Regions from separate parts of the Homo sapiens genome. Here region 2 is linked to region 1. A link is a contact called in ENCODE Hi-C data. All regions are on one chromosome and are shown on one strand. The core of a region is the stretch at or near the end of the contact, and the rest is flanking DNA. Distances in the headings are between cores, read along the strand shown. Region 1 holds the start of SLC16A7 (solute carrier family 16 member 7). Region 2 holds the start of KICS2 (KICSTOR subunit 2).

Region 1 (7,399 bases), core at 1,794-4,293:
GACACAGTGGTTAAAGCCAAACAGATCGCATCGGTGCTTGCCCCAGCTCAACCACTTACTAACTGTACCAGCTGAATAAGCTATGAAACTTTCTGGGCATAAATTCTTTTTTCTGTAAATATGGATATGGACAGATCCACCTCAAATGGTTGCTACATGCTATCAGACAGTAGTAGCACAGTGCCTGGAATATGGTGAGCATTACAGAGTTGTCATTATAGTTATTATATACTACAGTTACTTTATACTCTTAGGAGTGAGTGGATTGGTTTGCCCAAGGTGTAGTAGAAACTGCAACTCAAACTCTTCTCTCAAATAATGGAAATCAATTCATTGACAAAGATAATCTTCAGAGAAGGATCATCCTGCCCTCATAACATGAAGAAAAATCCTTCATTACCTGTTTTTATTCATTAAGGATCACTATTAATGGACAAAAAATGGGCTGAATACAGGTTCCTGAGAAAAGACATTCTTCTCAAATTTGCCTTTTAGCAGATCTTACCAACATTTCTTACAACTGTGGAGTTCCTTTCAAGTTACTTGGATATATGTTTCTTCCATCAAGAGGAGAAAAAAAATGGACTAAAAGGCAAATGGGATACAAGAAAGATTAACCTGAATGACTGACTATATGAGAACTTCTTGAAAGCAGAATTACAGCCTCATTCATCTTGGCAACCCTGGTAGGGTGTCTAGACTGATTATAGGGGCTCAAATATAGCCCGTCTGTATTCTAGGTACTTACCACACACTTCATTCTTCCCAATATCACTTCAGAGTGGGTACCACCAATCTCATTTTATAGACAAGAAAAAGGTAAAGCCCAGATTGTTAAACAATTACTCAACCTTACAAAAGTGCAGAACCAATCTGTTCTAAAGTTAATTCCCTTTTTCCATGTGAATGTCTCAAAAATGTTTGGTGGATGAATACAGAATTAAAAGCAAATTCTGGAGATGCCTTTTATTTCAGATCCGTGATCCAGGAATATGACTCCAGACAAGGGAGGTTTATTTAGGTAATGTTGCTCTCCTTCCCTTTAAAAGAGCTCAAAGCCAAAAATATAAGCCAGACATTATCAAAGAGCAAATGAATGTCTAGAAATAAACTGAGCATTTATAGAAGGATACACTAATTTGAACATCGGGAAACAGATGTTAAAATTTCAGATCACTTATTATTCAAACATGCCTTGGGGGGAAAAAAGTAATATGTAACTGCAAACTGTTGTTGTATTTGCAAAAAATAGTTTCTGAGTTTGTAAGTTGTTACACAATACACTGAGTTTCTTACGGTTGTAATCTTTCCTTTCCACTGAGATCATTCAGTCCCTCACTTGGATTGCTTTAAATGTAATCTGCTCAGTCAGAAGTAGAACCTGGAGTTAGGATTGCTTCACCAGAGCTAAATATTAGTCACTTTGCTCAACCCTCATTTGCCCTCTGCTGTCCCCACCCAACTCTCATTTTTCAGCCACACTCCACCAAATGCATACTTAGTGCTTGTGGTTCCAGTAACACAACACATTCAAGCTAACCTGTCTGTGGAAAGTTTGCAACCCTCTGAGTTCAGACTGGGGTTAGCCATGAAGCATGGGGTGACAGGAAATGGCATCCAGTAGTCACTCTTTCCTCTGGGTCCAGTCTTTTTCCCATCACTTTCATCATTGTCCGCTATTTTATTCCTCTGCCGCATCTCCTTTGGGACCCAAGAGGGAAGGAGGACACGAAATAATACAGGAAAGGAAATCAAAAAACAATTGTAGAGAAACCACTCCTCGTTTCCTCTTCTATGTCTCGTGTGTGTGTGTGTGTGTGTGTGTGTGTGTGTGTGTGTGTGTGTGTGTAAAATTTTAATTTCCCTGGAATTGGAACTACAGAAGTCCCTCCTCAGCCCTACCGGGAAAGTGGCACTGGGCACGACCGCCCTTTCCAAGGCAGTCTGCAATCCTTTTCGCGGAAGTAGAGGAGAAAAGGGGGTGGAGAAGGGCGCCGCGATGCAGCATCCGCTGAGAAAACAGGCAGTTCGCACGTGAGCGGGCTCGCAGCCTGTGGCGCCACCTGACCGGGCCTGGCGCCCCCAATGTGGTGCAGTGGCCCAGCAAGACCAGAAGGCTCAGGCCCTCCTGAACCCTTGCCAAGTCAGAGGTCCCTTTCTGCCTGGGCTCAGGCCTCGCCCGCATATAGTTTTCCATCTGCTTCCACCCCTGCCATCCTTCCTGGGGACCAAAAATGAAGAAAGACAACCCCCCCATCCCCCGGTATTTCGTCTTCCCCTCACAGCCTCTTCCTGTCCTGATCATCTGCTCAAAGAGAAGACGTTCTCTCCACACACTCCACCCCCGCCTCCACCTTCTGCGGCAATGAAGCCACGCCACCCTAGGGGGCTCGGGGGCCGGATGCTGGCGGGGCGCGCACTAGAGACACGCCGCACTGGAAGCAGCCCTCGGAGTCCCGTGAGCCAGGGAGACTGGGGTGCACCGCGCCACGCTGAGTCTCGGTGTAAAAGCCGAGAGCGTGAGCACCTCCTGGCCGAAAGCACGCGAGGCGCTCCTTGCCCAGGACCCCGCGCGCCCCCTCAGTTCCCGGGCAGCTGTCGGCGCGCACTGGCTGACGCGAGCTCTGCTCCCGCGGCCGCTTCGGGATTTTTTTGTCTATATAAGGGCTCGCTGGCCAACTCTGCGTTGGCACGTTTGTCACAGGCTGGCCATTATTTGCACACACGCGTGCGGCTCCGCGGGCAGCTCGGGTCGCAGACGCAGGCTCGCCCTCCTCTTAGCCGGCACCTCCTCCTCCTCCTCCTCCTCTCCCCTCCCTCCCCAGCTGTACTTACTTTATCTGGTCTCTGGCGCAGGGTGGGCGCTGCAGCCCTCCGTTCCCAGCAAACCGCAGCCGATTCGCCTCGCTGTCAACGGGTGAATGGAATTATTTATTTATTTATGGCCCCTGACGTGTCCTCGCCCGCCACAGCCAGCGGAGAAGGAGGCGGTGGCGGGAAGGGGAGGCGCGGCTGCTGAACGCCCTTGTGGGTGCGGAGGAGCGCGCGCCAGGGGTGGGGGCCGGACAGGCTGCGGTGGAGGCCGGCCCGGGGGGTGGTGGGGGGGAGCCGCCTCCCGGTGCCTGGAGACCGACTGAGCATGCTCCAAGCGGCTGTCAAAGCTATAGGCACTTTCTCTATCGCTCGGGGCACTCCACTTCGGATTTTAGTTTTGACCAAGGAAGAAAGCCAAAAGGCAGGTAGATCTGTCTTTCCAGATGGGTCGTAACTTGCTGTATCCGAAGTACTCTGTAGCCTGACCTAGAAGACAGATGTGCGGTAGCTCTGTGCAACCCAAGCATGGGAGAGGAAAGCATGCAAAAAAAGAAGAGTCTGGCCGAATGCAGGGAGAATAGGAGATCCTCATTGTGAGCTTGCAGGGAAAGTGTTGAGCCATTTTTCAACTGAGGCCTTTTTGGGAGAAAGAGGTAGGGCACTGTTGGAGATTAGACTCACCAACCAAATCACTTCACGGAAAAAAATATAATTGACACCATAGGAGGAAGGACATAGAAAACAGCACCAAAAAACATTAAAAATAAGAAGGATTTTTTTTCAAATCATTTATAATTCCTTTCATTTTTAATTTCTCAAATTACTTAGTTCTTCAAACCAGCATTTAGTTATTTGACAACGAATAGTGCTAGAGATAATGGTAATTCTGCTGTCATTGGTTTGGTCTCTTCCCCTGTCTAAAATGTGCTTCTTGGTAAAACTGGAAAGAGGAAGGGCTGGAAGAGAACATTTAAGTAACCCCATAGATTGGGTTTCTTTAATATCTTTAAGTTAAATTGCCACTTTAGAGAAAAAGAAACTATCCAAAAGAATAATTGTAGGTTTTGGCTTGACAAGTCCTATTGCAGTTTGTCTACCAGTTTAGCTAGCTTTCTCCTCCTTGATTTCACAATCATTTTAAGGTGTGTTCTATGATTCTTCACATTTTACGAATTTATAAAAAGAGTTAAGTCATTTGGGTAAATTCACATTGTCTTTGCCACAGCTAGTCTGTTGTAATGGACGAAATTTGAATTTCAATTTCTGTAGCTATGAAATAAAAGTAATATCAATCGTGTTGATTTCATAAGATTTAAGTGAAATAATATACATGAAGTGGCTGGTAGGCATAATACAAGATGAAAAAATAATCGTGATTAATAACATCAAAATTACTGGAAGATAATTTTATTGAAAGAATGATATTTGAAAATGAAAAAAAGGCAGAAAATTACAGAAAGGATTTTATATTTTTAAGCTAAAAATGCTTAAATAGACATTTGTATAAGACATAATAGGCCTTTGATAATGATGAAATGTCTAGCAGTGACTATAAACACTTCATTTAATTAAAAAAAGTTAAACATTTAAAAGAAACAACATAAAGGCACATTTCAAGGTCATAGTCTTGAGTGTTTGCTATTGATATTTTTCCTGCTCATTCATCACTTTTATTTCCTGTCAAAGAAGAGGAAGAAGAAAGACCATATGCTTTCTGAATTTTGATCCTATTCTCCCTTTTCCTTCTCTTTGATTTTTCTTTTTTGTTGTTTTTTTCTTATAGTCCCATGTTCTTGACCTGTTTAACCTATTGCTGAATGCCAAACATCACTACTTATAGCATGATATCGTAACCTTCTTTTTAAGTCTTGTTTTTTCAACAATTAAAACTCTGGATCTAATTTACCTACTGTCACAGAGTTAGTATTTGGGAACTCATTTCTAAATTGCTTTGTTGTGATAGCTAGGTATGTTATGTAAAATTTGATTGGACTAGAAAGGTATCTGAAAGGAGGGAGAATCAGCTAAGAATAAATTCAGCCAGTTTATCCTATGACTTACAGTTTAATATTGTTAAGAAATTGAGAAAAAAATACAATTTAGGGAAAAAATAAGCCATATGATTAGAACTTGGAATGCTCTGGTAAAATGTTTGCCTTGATTTATATTCATAAGCTGAAATAACAGTGGGAAAAACAAATAGCAATACACTTAGCATTCTAGCAACTCATATTCCACAGATGAGCAAACTGTGAATACGTACATCACATATATACTCATGAAGTCCACATGTCTTTTACTATATACCCACATCCTTGTGGTTTAGGTTCTTTCTCCCTTCTTCATTCCTCAGTCATACACAATCTTCTCACATTTTTCTGTCTTTTATCATTCACTGCCCTCTTTTCCATATCAAACTTGTCTAAACCTTTTTTCCTCCTTTAATGCCCAGCAAATATATCATCACTTCTATAGCATTTTAAGGATTCTTTGTTAACAAATAAGGGTTAAGTTCATCTTTCTCTGTGATCCTGCCCATAGAAAATGATTTAGGCCTCTATCTGGGGCATTTTGTTTCAGCTTCACATATGACTATATTATAATATGATTTTTGTTTCTGTAGCCCCAATATATTAGGCTATTTGAAAGTAGAGATGACATTTTATTCATCTCTGGGATTGTCACAGGCATTTGAACCAGAGTGACTCCATCTTGAGTAAGGCCTGGGTAAAATGAGGCTGAGACTTATTGGGCTGCATTCCCAGGAGATTAAGGCATTCTTAGTCACAGAATAAGATAGGAGGTTGGCACAAGATACAGGTCATAAAGACCATGCTGATAAAACAGGCGGCAGTAAAGAAGCCAGCTAAAACCCACCAAAACCAAAATGGAGACGAAAGTGACCTCTGGTCCTCCTCACTCCTCATTATGTGCTAATTACAATGCATTAGCATGCTAAAAGACATTCCCACCAGTGCCATGACAGTTTACAAATGCCATGGTAAGGTCAGGAAGTTACCCCATATGGTCTAAAATGGGGAGAAACCCTCAGTTCCCAGAATTTCCCACCCCTTTCCCAGAAAACTCATGAATAATCCATCTCTTGTTAACATATAATCAAGAGGTAATAATAAGTATAAGCAGCGGAGCAGCCCATGCTGCTACTCTGCCTATGGTGTAGCCATTTTTTTGTTCCTTTACTTTCCTAGTACTCCTGCTTTCATTTATAGACTCATCCCAAATTATTTCTTGCATGAAATCCAAGAACCCTCTCTTGGGGTCTGAATCAGTACCCCTTTCGGGTAACAGAATCATCTATCATGCAGCACAAATCGTTGCAGATAGAAAATAGTAACGTTTGCCAAATGAAGAAAAGAGATGACAGTGTGGCTGTAGGCAACAGATATGTGGTAGAAGCTATTGGTGCTCACAATATCTATGATCTGCCTGGCTCCACACTTCCTGGCTTTCCTTACAGTTATATTGGGACCATGCAACTATGTAGTTCTAAAACAGTATGAATGGAAGTGACATGTGTAATTTCTGGTAAAGGGAGTTAAGACCCAGTGTACCTCCTTCATCACTCCCTTTCCCTGCCATAGTACCATGTTTCTGATGAACTAGCTACAAAATGGAATCTCTGAAAAAGAAAGAAAGACTGCTTGAATTGCACTGTACTTTGTGTGAGCAAGAGACCATTGTTTTAAGCCTTGGAAATTTCAGGCTCTATTTGTCATGGGAACAAAACCTAGCCTATTCTGACCAATATAAGATATTACTGAAAAAGACAATAAGTCAGCCAGGCGTGGTGGCTCATGCTTGTAATCCCAGCACTTTGGGAGGCCAAGGCAGGTAGATCACCTGAGGTCAGAAGTTCAAGACTAGCCTAGCCAACATGGTGAAAACCCATCTCAACTAAAAATACAAAAAAAAAAAAAAAAAATTAGCCAGGTGAGGTGGTGGGCACCTGTAATCCCAGGTACTTCGGGAGGCTGAGGCAGAAGAATCGCTTGAATCCGGGAGGCAGAGGTTGCAGTGAGCCAAGATCGCAACACTGCACTCCAGCCTGGGCAGCAAGAGCAAAATTCCGTCTCGAAAAAAGAAATTGTAAATCATAAAGGCATAAAATCCCCAATGAAACATTGAACTTTTGAAAGTGCACTAATGTGTCCTTAAGTCAAAACTAAAAATATAGTCTCATGACCCCAAAATTCATATAATAGCCTTTTCAGAGTAAGACTGTGAGATTAAATTAAGGGTGTGTGTGTTTATAAACTACACACAATAGATTTGTTATAGCTAAGTACAAAAGACCAGATGTCCCAATGCTCCCCTCAACTTGGGTGAAAACAAATGTACACCTGCCTTCAAGTGGCAACATACTATGGTTGAGATTGTAGCTGGCTAGCAGCTGTGAATATGATTGCTGTGACCTGGTTTCACAGATTATACAAACTATAGAAATATATCTCCACTACTTCTAGATTTAAATCTTGCGTATATCTATATAGGCTACTTTGGAAATATCTTCTATGAAAAACTCCCATAGGATTTTGGGGAATGACAATCTAGTCCGATTCAACAA
Region 2 (7,399 bases), core at 2,649-5,148, 4.6 Mb before region 1:
ATAAAAATAGCCAACAGATACATTAAAACAAACTCAACATAACTAATCATCATGAAAATGCAAGTCAAAACCATAAGATATCACCTCACACCTGTTAGAATGGCTATTATCGAAAAAATGGCCAGGCGGGGTGGCTCATGCCTGTAATTCCAGCACTTTGGGAGGCTGAGGTGGGAGGACCGCTTGACACTAAAAGTTTGAGACCAGCCTAAGCAACACAGCAAGACTGTCTCTATTAAAAAAAAAAAAAAAAGGATAAGCAATAACAAGTGTTGCTGAGGGTGTAGAGAAACAGGAACCCTTGTACACTGCTGGTGGGAATATAAATTGATACAGCCATTACAGAAAAATAGTATGGAGGTTCCTCAAAAAATTAAAAATAGAACTATCATACGATCCAGCAATTCCACTTCTGCATTTATATCCAAAGGATTACTCACAATAGTCAAGATACAGAAACAATGTGTCTGTCAATGAGTGAAGAGATAAACAAAATGTAGTAAATACAAGACAATGGAATACTTACCCATAAAAAGTAAGGAAATTCTGACATTTGTGACAACATGGATAAACCTGGAGGATGTTACATTAAGTGAAATAAGCCAGACACAGAAAGACTAATATTCTATGACCTCACTTATATGGCGAATCTAAAAAAGTTGAACTCATAGAAGCAGAGAGTAGAATCATGATTGCCAGGGTCTTGGGGGTGGGGAAAATGGGGAGATGTTTATTGCACATTTATCAGCAATTAAAATGTTTCTTTTGGGAGCTAACCTATGAGAATGCAAAGGCATAAGCATGATATAATGGACTTTGGGGACTCGCAGGGAAGGTTGGGAGAGGGGTGAGAGATAACAGACCACACACTGGGTATAGTGTACACTGCTCAGGTGATAGGTGCACCAAAACTCTCAGAAATCAGTACTACAGAGCTTATTCCTATAGAAACCACCTGTACCCCCAAAACCATTGAAATAAAATTAAACAGTTTCTTTTGCTAGTTTGGTAGATGAAACATAGAATATAGTTTATTTTGCATTTCTTTGATTACTAGTGAGGTTGAGCATTAAAAAAGAATTACTTGAGTTTTATATTTCTTTTGGGACTTATATATTCATGTCCTTTTATTCTTGTTGGTTAGTAAGAGATCTTGATATGTTAAGTACATTAAACCTTTGTCTGACATACATTACAGATATCTTTTTCCCAGGATGTCATTTTTTTTTAATTATTATACTTTAAGTTTCGGGATACATGGGGCAGGTTTGTTACATAGGTATACATGTGCCATGGTGGTTTGCTGCACCCATCAACCCGTCATCTACATTAGGTATTTTATACAGTCAAATCAATCTCATCCTTTTTAAGTTCTTCCAATTCTTTTATATTTAGAAGGTCCTTCTCTATCTTTAGATCAATTAGTCACTTGTATTTTTTCTGGTTTCTGGTTTTGTGTTTTACACTTTTTTTTTCTTCAGGAAACAAGGTGACAGTCTATTTTCCCATGGTTAAGCATATTTCCTTCACTACTAATTGAGTATGTTTCTTCCCCACTAATTTATAATGTCACCTTCATTACCTAAGGAATTCTTATATTATGTGGGTATGTTTATGAGTTTTATAATCTCTTTTATTGTCTATTGGTTTTGGTGATAGTACCACACTTTTTTTTGATTACCTCTATTTATTCATCAAGAATCATCACACTCTCCTCCAGGAAGCCTCCTTAATTCTTCCAAAATGGTATGATTGCTCCCTTCACTCTCTGTCTTTCACCTTTGTCATGTTTAAAAATCTGCCTTGGCCAGGCGCGGTGGCTCACGCCTGCAATCCCAGTACTTTGGGAGGCTGAGGCGGGAGGATCACCTGAGGTCGGGAGTTCCAGACCTGCCTGACCAACATGCAGAAACCCCGTCTCTGCTAAAAATACAAAATTAGCAGGGCGTGGTGGCACATGCCTGTAATCCTAGCTACTCTGGAGGCTGGCCTTAGGCAGGAAAATCACTTGAATCCGGCAGGTGGAGGTTGCAGTGAGCTGAGATGGCTCCACTGCACTCCAGCCTGGGCAACAAGACCAAAACTCTGTCTCAAAAAAAAAAAAAAAAAAAAAATCTTCCTTGAAGCTGGGCGCAGTGGCTCATGCCTGTAATCCCAGCACTTTGGGAGTCCGAGGCGGGCAGACCATTTGAAGTCAGGATTTTAAGACCAGCCTGGCCAACATGGTGTAAACCCCAATTCTGTTAAAAATACGAAAATTAGCCAGGTGTGGTGGCACTGGCCTGTAATCCCAGCTACTCCAGAGGCTGAGGCAGGAGAATCACTAAAGCCTGGAAAGCGGAGGTTGCGGTGAGCCGAGGTCATGCCACTGCACTCCAGCCTGGGGAAAACTCCAGCCTGGGGGAAAGAGTGAGACCCTGTCCAAAAACAAAACAAAATAAAACAACCAAAAAAAAAAAAAACTGCCTTGTATCATTGTTAACAGGGTTGATCTTATCCAATTACATTCTTGAGTATAGGGAACAGGTGCACAATACCTATTCATTAAAATTAGATTAGTGGGATTTCCTTTAAAAGGTAGTGATGATGGCAGAACAGCTCTAGTTTGAGAAAAAACGAAAATAGGCAATTCTCTCATTTGTTCAACAAACATGGCTGCGCCGTCCAATATGAAAAGATTATAACTGTAAGTGAACCCTACTGTACCCTAGGGATCTCACCACTTGGGGAAAGAGATATGTAAATATATGCGATTAAATAGTGTGACTAAGAAGCATAAAATAAGTATGCACAAAGAAGAAAGGAAAAAACTATTGAGTAGTGGGTAGTGTTTCAAAGTAGTGGACATACAAGTATGAGCCGGGTTCATGGGGTTTCTTAAATGCCAAAGGAACTTGTAATTATTCTAAATGACAACGTGCACAATTTACATTAATGTATTCTTCATTCTGGCCAGGGGTGGTGGCTCACACCTGTAATCCCAAAACTTTGGGAGGCTGAGGTGGGAAGATTGCTTGAGCCAGGAGTTTGAGACCAGCCTGGCTAACATGGTGAAACCCTGTTTCTATTAAAAATACGAAAATTAGCCAGGTGTGGTGGCGCTGGCCTGTAATCCCAGCTACTAGGGAGGTTGAGGCAGGAAAATCGTTTGAACTCGGGAGGTGGAGGCTGCAGTGGGCCGAGATCTCACCACTGCACTCCAGTCTGGGCGACAGAGCGAGACTCCGTCTCAAAAAAAAAGAAAAAAAAAAGATAACTTTTTAAGGAAGGTTAATGCAGTTTGGGCCAGGGGCTCTACTTATTAGTTGCAGGGCTAACACAGACCCGGGAGAACTAGAACGGGATACAGGTGAGAGTTAACCGGTGGTGTGTGATGTGATGAAAACTAGGCAATGGGAAGGAGATCAACCTTTACCCGTCAGTCTTCTAATCTCAGCAAATCACTTCCATGAGTTGGTGTAGAAGGTGTCAGGGCTGACTAGGGTCCCTGCTGTGAGTGTGGGCACAACTCCAGGCACTTCCCCATCTCCCAGCCGGCCCAGCGAGGTGCCTGGAGAGCCCAGGCCAGATGTTCTGGCCAGGGCTGACGTCACGTTTGCATGACGTCACCAGCGCTGACGAACCACACAGAGAGGGGCCTGTCAGCTCACCTCAGAGCGCAGGCAACTTCTTAGAGCGGGGAACTGGCCGCCTCCTATTCTACCTTGACGGTCCGAATAGTCAGAGCTACAGGAGCCGAAGCGCCGAAGGAGCTCAGCAACCGCTACCTCCCTCTTTCCTTGGCCCTTATCCGCGTCTTCTCTAAGGCCCAGGAGCGGTCCCGGCAGCGGCGCGCTCACGAGTCCGCCGGTGGAGGCGGTCACGCGCACGCACGCTTGTGCGCAAGCCCGTTCCCTCAGAACCCGGAAGTGCGAGGCCGAGGAGAGCCACGTGGGTCGAGCTGGGGCGCAGCTCGCATGGGGGAGTCTATCCCGCTGGCCGCCCCGGTCCCGGTGGAACAGGCGGTGCTGGAGACGTTCTTCTCTCACCTGGGTATCTTCTCTTACGACAAGGCTAAGGACAATGTGGAGAAGGAACGAGAGGCCAACAAGAGCGCGGGGGGCAGCTGGCTGTCGCTGCTGGCGGCCTTGGCGCACCTGGCCGCGGCCGAGAAGGTCTATCACAGCCTCACCTACCTGGGGCAGAAACTAGGTACCTCCGCCCCGCCCCCCGAGCCCCTTGAGGAGGAAGTAAAGGGGGTATATTCCCCAGTCGGCAGTGGCTTGGGTTTCCCGTCTCTGTGTCACTTCTAGTCGCAGGCTCGACTCGGCATTCCCAGATCTCCTCCCACCGTTCCTTTCCTTCCCTGGGCTTCCACAAGCCCCGCCCACCGGCCTGCGCTGCTGATAGATTGGCGAACTGGGTAGATGCTCTTTGCAGGGCTGTGACCCAAACCGAAGGGTTTGCCCTTTTGCCTCGTGCATGGATTGATGCCATAAATGAGAAGTTAACCAAACTATGTCTTCATTGTTTTAATTAGTGACGCTGCAGCCAGAAGAGCAAAACTTTGCAAAACAACCTAGTTCTATTACTGAACACTGTTGTGTGGCCTCTTAAGGTTAAGGCCCGAGAGTCACATTTAGAGTCCTACCCCGTCTTCATAGTCCCCCAATACATATTTAATGACTAAAGTAATAAATGAATATTGGGCAGGAAAGGCAAGAAATATGCCTAACACTAGCAAGAAGAGACTTAAGGGGAAAATGGTAAACACTCTTAGCACTTCATGTACATCTTGCCTCTGAAATAAGATTCAAGAGCTGATTCAACTGATTTTTACTAGTAGAAGCAATAAGTATAAGTAGATGAGAAGGAAATAATAGATGTAAAAGGCATGGAATATGCATACAAAATAATATTACTGCTTAATTATGACAAATAAATATATTTGAATCCTAGGGGTTTCAGAGTCAGTACTTTGACCTGTTTTAGACTCTTCAATTTTCAGAAGCGTGAGGTCTGATGTGAATGAAGGACACGTATATAAAATACAGAGAATAGAAATGTAAAATTGGTGTAGATTTCATTTTGATCCACCCCCCCCCGTTCCCTAACCAGCCCCCTACTTTCCTTATATTGCCTGAAGGTGACCATGTACATCTTATTGAGCTTTCAGTAAACACTCAAGAGACAGGGCTTCCTGAGTTCGTAATTGCTGTAGCAAGTATGTTGATTTATACATACTTATTTAGTATGCTAATTTATTAGCAAAAACTGGTCAGATAGTTTCACCTTATTTTTTTCCTCCCCTTTTTACAATGGCATTTCTCACAAATTTGCAGTTGCTGCTATGGTGTTATTATTCCCCTTTCTATAGATTAGCAAATTATATATGCAGTTATGTTGGGTAGATGATAGAGTCGAAACCAAAATATCTGCCCTTGTACTCTCAGATTGAGTTTGCATTCATATAACTTATTAAAAATGTGTATGAAAATTATAATTTATGTATAATATATACAGATATATGTTTTTTATATATGTGAAAATGGGGTGGATTCTAGCTGTAATACTGAAGGTAGGTAATATTTAGGCAGTTTCAGTTGTTTTTAGACTCCCCCACCTCAAAGAATGGTGACTGATTCAAGTGCCATGATTCTTTGCTTTTTTTTTTTATTAACTTATCCATGGAAATTTGATGAAAGCTGTGTACTTACTCTCCAGAAAAATATATATGTACATATAATTTTGCGTATAACCTGAGTGGGTTCAGTTGAATTTTCTAAAGTCTATTTATTGACTCCATTTAAAAAAATCTGCTACTCTAGTTTTAAGTTGAATGAGCCAGGTTTTTACGTAAACAGAACTGGCTGCCCTGTGTGTAAGAATGTGTGTATAAGATCTTCACTGTCTCTGACTTGGGTTCTGTAAAGTGGTCCTCAATGTGTAAATTGATTAGTTCTGCTTGAACCCCAGCTGGCATGGGTGAGCATGAGGACTATGCCTTGAAACTGACCTATACAACATTTGGTGCTGTGAAACATGCCCAGGCACTGTTACGTTCCTAGGTGGGCTCCTCATTTCTGAGTAAATATTCTGAAAATGGTATATTTAATGCTTCATAACTTATTTACACGTACAGTAAACATAAGTTCCAGAATTTAAATTTTATCTTTGCACATTTTTTTGGGTACTGGAGTGTATATGATATCAGTGTGCTTACAATACGACTACACAATTACCCGGTTTACTATTTTCTTAAAAACTTCAGGAGAAAACTTTCGTGTTGCCATTTAAAACATTCCCATGTTCTCCAACTACTTTGCTCATTAGAACATTTATATAGTTTTCTTTAGAAAGCAAAACAAAAAGTTTATGCGTGCGTTTAAAAAATTTAAAACAATTCTGAAAAGTTTTTTTAGCCTTACTGAGATATAATTGACAAATAAAACTATATATATTTAAGATGTACAACTTGATGTTTTGATGTATATGTAAATTGTGAAATAATCACCACAATCAAGCTACTTAGTATATCCATCACCTTACATAGTTATCTTCCTTCCTTCCTTCTTTCTTTCATGTGTATATTGTGAGAATACTTAAGATCTACTCTCTTAGCAAATTTCAAGTAAAAAGGGAGTCTTTTTTTACCTCTCTTATGGATGGTATTTATTTGAGGCCTTAGCAGTGAATCCTGATTAAAGAAGCAAGCAGGGCCTTTAGACAAAGGATAGACCTTGACAGGGAGCTTTCTTTTCCTGTCTTGACCCTGTTACTGAAAAACTTCGAGTAGGGCCCTTATCTTGGTTCCTTCTCTTTCCTTTAAGAGAGAATAATACCTGTTTGGGGAAGGATCAGTGATTAAAATATGCTGACTCAATGCCTGTGGAGAATTTTAGAAGGTCATACTTTTCTTCCCTTTGTTTCATTACTGGAGAGTTTCCTCAACCTTGGGTTGCTGAAATTTAGCATAGTAGAAAATGACTTAACTTGAGAACTGATGTTTAAAAAGTATTATTAGCAAGAAGTTGGAGAATAAAATGCCCAAGATGTTTTACACGTTCCTTCAATACACTTAAAATTTCATGACATGAGATGAACTTGAAATCTTGAGAAATTATGAGCATTTATAACTAGAGCCTTCTAAAAATCATTCAAAGTAATCATATTTTTTAAATTAAAAATATTGAAAAGAGAAAGAAGTTGGATGTTTCTGATTCCTTGTTTTCCAGCATGAAGAAAGGTCAGTCCCCGCTGGATATTCCAAACCAAGATAGTGAACAGATAGGATTGGGTTCCTGAGAGCTTTGAGAAAAGAGAACTGTTTGAAAGAAATGTGTTGATGGTCTATCTCTTCCTTAGAGTAGTTTCACTTTACTTGGTTTCACATGCTGGTGATTAGCGTTTACCGATAAGC

Evidence for each region. A loop is a pair of places that touch in the nucleus more often than their neighbours do. Pooled maps may share reads with other maps.
Region 2: a loop to region 1 is called in a map of B cell, with 19 times the contacts of the local background. The contact joins the promoter of KICS2 here to the promoter of SLC16A7 in region 1. A Hi-C loop is called at or near these places in 5 of 168 maps with a recorded cell type or tissue (B cell, CD8-positive, alpha-beta T cell, OCI-LY7 and 1 more), 2 of 37 single-sample maps with no recorded cell type and 11 of 50 pooled maps.

What each region holds. Positions count from the first base shown.
Region 1 is chr12:59,591,673-59,599,071 of GRCh38, reverse strand. SLC16A7 (solute carrier family 16 member 7) reads right to left here and starts at 3,043. Exons shown (of 6, transcript NM_001270623.2): 1 at 2,836-3,043. RefSeq lists enhancers at 2,235-2,384, 2,435-2,574 and a silencer at 3,045-3,114.
Region 2 is chr12:64,218,795-64,226,193 of GRCh38, reverse strand. It overlaps KICS2 (KICSTOR subunit 2), which reads left to right and starts at 3,898. Exons shown (of 3, transcript NM_152440.5): 1 at 3,898-4,191. The coding sequence starts at 3,957. It overlaps LOC124902952 (a long non-coding RNA gene), which reads right to left and starts at 3,845. Exons shown (of 2, transcript XR_007063347.1): 1 at 3,651-3,845. RefSeq lists enhancers at 3,445-3,504, 3,585-3,774, 3,925-4,014, 3,496-4,090, 4,125-4,184 and 1 more.